2 separate regions of the Homo sapiens genome follow, and region 1 is linked to region 2. Evidence: read pairs that join two places in POLR2A ChIA-PET (ENCODE). Cell type or tissue: PC-9. All regions are shown on one strand. Each heading gives the region's core, and the rest is flanking DNA. Links, peaks and the distances in the headings are about the cores only. Region 1 has its middle 13 kb from the start of WFIKKN2. Region 2 overlaps CACNA1G (calcium voltage-gated channel subunit alpha1 G).

Region 1 (2,859 bases), core at 360-2,859, 260 kb before region 2:
GGCACTTGAAATAAGGGGTCATTGAGAGCTTAGTTCTGTGCCCCGAGGTGTTGGAGCTGGGAATGAAGGGTTCAGAAATATTCTTAGGGCCTCCATGGAGGTCTCAGAGGTTCCTCATCTCTAACCAAATTACTACACTTTATCTTTTCTTCCTGGGCCTCCAACTGCACAACCCCGAGTGTGTGCGTATGTGTGTATGCATCTCCCCATCCCTCTTCTTTTTCCTCTCATTCCTGCCCTCCTGCTCTCCCCCTCTCTTCTCCAGCTACCCTCCTCCTGGACTCTTTCCTTATCAGCAAAGGAGACTGCATCTGTTCTCACTTTGCTCTGGGAGAGGGGCCTGTTCTCCCCTCCTGGTTCTTGCTCCAATCATTGGCAGGGACGTGCAACAGCAATTATCCCCAACAAACTGAAGCAATGAGGCCCAGGACCAACTACCCTGGAGAGGCACTATGGCTACCATTATTATTCTGTTGTATAGATGATAATACTAAGGCACAGAGAAGTTAACTACTCAAAGTCACAAAGCCAGTATTTGAACCTATGCTCTGCCATGACTGTGACCTTTTCTCACTGCCGGCCCACCCTGGATAGCAAGGAGATTTGGGGACCTTGCGGCCTAAAATATCTGGCCCCTTATTTACTTATCTATTTATTTATTGCTTAATATGTTGATTGTCTTTATCTGAAAAATCCTCATAGAAAATTGTTGTCTGGGGCCGGGCGTGGTGTCCCACGCCTGTAATTTCAGCACTTTGGGAGGCTAAGGCAGGCGGATCAACTGAGGCCAGGCATTCAAGACCAGTCTGGCCAACATGGTGAAACCCTGTCTCTACTAAAAATACAAAAATTAGCCTGGTGTGGTGGGGTTTGCCTGTAATCCCAGCTACTGGGGAGGCTGAGGCAGGAGAATTGCTTGAACCCGGGAGGTGGAGGTTGCCCTGAGCCAAGATCGCACCACTGAACTCTAGCCTGGGTGACAGAACAAGACTCTATCTCAAAAAAAAAAAAAAGAAAGAAAGAAAATTGTTGTTTGGTTTAGCCCTCAGCAGTCTGCTCCTCTGCTCTTGTAAGAGAGGGCTCAGAGAAAACAAGCTTGCCTTCTTTTGAGCTACCCAATCTTTCTTCTGGGCAAGGGACATTTGGGGACGGTTCTATCTCCTCTTTTTAGCTTCTTTCTCGGGCTTCTTCTCATGGACTGGTGATATGGTTGGCATCTGTGTCCCCACCAAATTGCATGTCAAATTTTAATCCCCAGTGTTGGAGGAGAGGCCTGGTGGGGGATGACTGGATCATGGGGGTAGTTTCTCATGAATGGTTTGGCATCACCTCTCAGTGCTGTTCTCGTGATAGTGAGTGAGGAAGTCATTGGGAGCTCTGGATGTTTAAAAGTATGTAGCACTTCCCCCCTCTCTCTCTTCCTCCTGCTCTAGCCATGTAAGACGTGCCTGCTTCCCCTTTGCCTTCTGCCATGATTGTAAGTTTTCTGAGGCCTCCCCAGAAGCAGAAGCTGCTATGTTTCCTGCATAGCCTGCCAATTAAACCTCTTTTCTTCATAAATTGTCCAGTCTTGGGCATTTCTTTATAGCAGTGCAAGAACAGACTAACACAGCTAGATTCTCTTGTATAGCAGCATGAGCTTCCTTACACATCTCCTCCACCACGTCTGTAGTTACACTGTTCTTTATGTATTGAGATAACTCTTTCTTGTAAGCATCTTTATTTTCTTCCATTAGGTGATGCATCCAATCTGCAACATTCTGACCTATGATGTACTTCTGATGTACTTCTTCATTAAATTCCTTGCCTTCAGAATCATAAGCAGGGAATCATTTGGTACTGTGAGGGATAGACAAGCCTCCATCCACAGCTCCCTTCAGTGCCCCAAAAACTTTATTGCCAATAGTAGTTCTGGCAAAGCCTGCATCCAAATAGCAGGTGAAGGCACCGGGCTGACCATCAATGCTTTCCACATTATAATTCATCTCTGGTCACCTTCTCTTGGCCATCATAGATCTTGTCCATGCCGAACCTATTGAGAAGCCTGCAGGTCAGCACAGGCTGGTACAACAGGCTGCAGCGTCATCTGTCAGGCCAACCTTCACATTGCATTTTGGCAGTTCATGTGCATAAGCTGTACAGACTATCATATCCCCTTCTATGTGAGCATAAGTAATCTGACAAATGATATCTCTATTAGTTACATGACTTTTCCTGTATTTGGGCATGTTATACTTGTTTTTATCCTATATCACCAAGGGTTTCCAAAGATAGTAATCAGTTTTACCCTCTTGTCATTTTCTAAATTTCACGTGTATCTCTTAAAGTAGGCCTAGTTCTTGACGTCTTTAACCACCCCCATCCTGCAGAACAGAGCCCCCTGGGCCCTCTTTTTAAACATTTATGCAGCACACTTATAGCAGCAATGACCACTAACAAAATAATTATTAGACTTTTAGTCAGCACTTCCATGCAAGAAACAAGATGACAGCTGCAGCATAGGTGTCTCTGAAAAGCTGCTGAATAACTGGCCTGGTGGCAGGCTGATTCCTGGGAGGCGGCAGCTGTCATGGGCACTGTGCTGTGCCATGGGAGGACTTAGCCTCTCATTCCCACTGTCTCCTTCCCATCAGCAGCACCCCTACCATATTCAGCTAAAAGTTTGGAGAACTCATCTTCACCTGCGTGTCATGACTGCTGGTGCTGCGTGTGTGTGCGCACTTATTTGTGTCCCTTTTTGGGAACTCTGGGGTATTGAGGGAGGCCATCAAGAACTTTATTTGCATGAAGATATATAAACCTGGCCAAGCACAGTGGCTTACACCTCTAATCCCAGCACTTTGGGAGGCCGAGGCAGGT
Region 2 (2,907 bases), core at 233-2,732:
TAACACCTCCACTCCCCTCCCCTCCGGCTGTCACCTTGCAGCAGCGTTAAGCTGCTCAGTACTTCCCAGCACCGGGGCTCCCCAAGCCTCATAGCTGCTCCATCAACTAGCCCTAAAAGTGCCTTCTGTGTGCCAAACACTGGTGTTAGAAAGGTGCCACCAACTCTGAGACTTTCTTCCTATGTGACCTTGGGCAATTCCCTTTGCCTCTCAGATCCCCAGTGGCCTCTTCTGTTAAACAGGGTAACACTACCTCCTGGGAGGCTGCTCTACAGAACAAAGGAGTGAAAGGCTGTGAGAAACCCCAGCCCCAGGGCCAAGCTCACAGAAGGCAGGACCGATATCTGCAAGGCTGCAACTAAACACCACACTGGGGGCAAAACCCAGGAGCCACGGGAGCTCAATCCCGGCTGAGGTCAGTGGGCCAGTGGGGAGGACAGCCTGGGAGGATGTCCATGGAGGGTGTCCCCAGCTGGGGACAGCAAGGGAAGGGGTGTGCAGGGCACAGTGCAGAACCAAGAATCAAGTTGTCTGCCCAGATCAGAGGGTGAGAGGGGCTGGTGGGAGAGAAGGCTACAAGGTCGGCAGGGCCAGGTGGAACAGCCTTCCTCTGCTCCCTCTGGACAAGTCTCTGCCTACCACGCTGCCACTGAGGCCCTGGGGGCGGGTGGGAAGGGAGGAAGGAGATGTACAAAGCAGTGTATGAAGAAGATTAATCTGGCTGCAGTGGTGGCAGCGTGTGGACGGCTTGGAGGGTAGAGACAGAAACCAATTAGGATACTGCAGCAGTCCAGGCAGGAGGCCTGAGAGCCAGCTCTGGCAGACAGTGATGTGCCTCTTGCAGAGAGGGCATGAGGGGCTGGACAGGCCTCGTCAGAGCTGAGCAGAGGCTTGGACCAGTCACTCGTGCTCTGCCCAAGCCCGACCCCAGCCAGCTGCCATCGCCCCAGCTTCCACCTGCTCCACTGACCCTGAAATCTCTGCTCTTCTGTTCAGACTCCTCAGCTCACCTCACCTCTGCTTCTGATGGGCCTGCCTGCTGCTCCCACCCACCCAGGACAGGGGCACAGACAGGCTGCAGTGAGGCAGTGAGGGTCACTGGGTCAGTGGGAGGCAAGTCTTCAAGGAGGTGTGGGAAGTCAGGGAACACCTCGGTGGCAGGAGGTTTCCTGGAAATCTCACAGGCCTCATCATGTAGATCATGGTCCTGGTCTTCCCCAGCCCCCGGAAGCTCTCCAGTTTGGATCCCCCCTCCTGTGCCCTCCTGCCCACTGGGCACACTGCTAGGTGTCATGGTGCCCCCAGGGCCTCCTAATCAGAGGCAGTGCCAAGGAGAGGCTTTAGCCACAGTCACTGCCTCTCTGCCCTCAGGGCAACATTCCTCAGAGTTCATTCTACGCTTATTCCCCCCACCAGCACCCCCACTCCCACCTCTCCACTGTCATTGGGGTGTAGGTGACATGATATTTCCCAGCTCCCCGAAGCCCTCAAAAGTAAACACACAAGCTAACTAGGCACAGCACACTCACGGTGCCCACTCAGCTTCAAGACAGCTGACCCAAGGCCCCTGCTACTTAAAATTCTGGAGCTATAGCCAGGCATGGTGGCAGGTGCCCGTAGTCCCAGCTACTGGGGAGGCTGGGGTGGGAGGATCGCTTGAGCCCAGAAGTTCCAGGCTGTAGTGAGCCATGATCAAGCCACTGTATTCCAGCCCAGGGGGCAGATCAGGATTCCATCTCTTAAAATAAATAAATAATAAAATGCTGGAGCTGCAGCCCCTGTGCCTTGTCCACCTGCACAGCGTCTAGCCCATGGTGGGCCACAGTAGGCCACATAAAGGCTGCCCTTCTGACGAAGACTTTCAAGAGCTCCTGCCCTGCCCAGCCCCAGCCCAGGTAAGTGCCCTTGCCCTCCTCCTCTCCTCTGCGGCTCTGGAAGTGCTGAGTATCGCTAGAGAGAGGCACGAACATGTGCTGACTGGACAAGTGATTCCCTGTGGGTGGTGGCCCCATGGCTGTTTCATGCCTTTATTCACAGTCCCTGGTTCCTCCCTTCTTAGGTCTCCTCTCTCCCCCAGGAGCTGCCTCAATCCTTCTGGACTCTGCAGCCCCCAGCCCTACTCCCCACCTGGCCCCTCGTTGCAGGCTTACATGGGGGGCTCCACGTCCCTCCTCCAAAGAGCTCTGTGTTGTGCATCCCACTGTCTCTCTTCCTCTCCTGGAAGGGAGCCAGCCGTTCCTCCACCTGCACTTTGATTCTTTGATGTGCTCCCCCGCCGCCCCCCTGTCACCCCCTACCCCCGCCCCCGGCTCCCCTGGGCCCTGGCCTATCAGTTATGCCTGCATCCATTACTTCTCCAATCTCCTTCCCCCGTGCCTAAAAGCAGAAAGCTTCTGTGGGACTCCAGACTCATTCAGTTCTGAACTCTGGGCCCCACAGCTCCAGCTCTGTCCAGGGACCCTCTTCCCAGCCCTCCTCTTAGTGGATGCCTCAGCAGCAGCTGAGCCTCCCTTGGCTTCCCCGACCCTGAGCAACCACCTCTTCCCCTTCCCAGTGCTCATTTCACCGCCTCTCTTCCCTCAGGCCAGCATTCCTCAGAGTTCAGTCTAAGCCCGCTCCCTCCACCAGTACCCCCACTCCTACCTCTCTGGCTGTCACTGGGGTGTAGACGACACTAAACAATCTCTCCAAGCCCCTGGCTTCTCATCCAGAGATCCAGAGCCTGCCTGATCTCCCTCCTGGGATGGCCCACAGCCATCTCAAACTCAGTGCATCCAAAACAAACCCTCTCGCCTCCTCTCCCAAACCTGCTCCTTCCCGGGTGGCGCCATCATGCTCGGGATTCTGCCTTAGAAACTTCGGGTTATCTAGGATTCTTGCCCACCCTTCCTCCCTCTGGACACTAAG

What was found. Peaks named below come from ENCODE experiments on the same cell type or tissue, not always from the same donor. Only the 100,000 strongest peaks of a DNase experiment are listed, where the experiment ranks them.
Region 1: POLR2A ChIA-PET joins it to region 2 with 21 read pairs; 3 of 35 experiments call an interaction of 5 or more read pairs at or near these places.

Annotation. Positions count from the first base shown.
Region 1 is chr17:50,847,454-50,850,312 of GRCh38, reverse strand. It overlaps the pseudogene RPL5P33. Among named protein-coding and RNA genes, the nearest start is that of WFIKKN2, 13 kb to the right of the region's middle. In PC-9, for the core only: no CTCF peak of the experiment used is centred there; no DNase peak of the experiment used is centred there.
Region 2 is chr17:50,583,996-50,586,902 of GRCh38, reverse strand. All of the region lies in intron 9 of CACNA1G (calcium voltage-gated channel subunit alpha1 G), which reads right to left. Among named protein-coding and RNA genes, the nearest start is that of CACNA1G-AS1, 23 kb to the right of the region's middle. In PC-9, for the core only: no CTCF peak of the experiment used is centred there; a DNase peak (open chromatin) is centred at 1,332.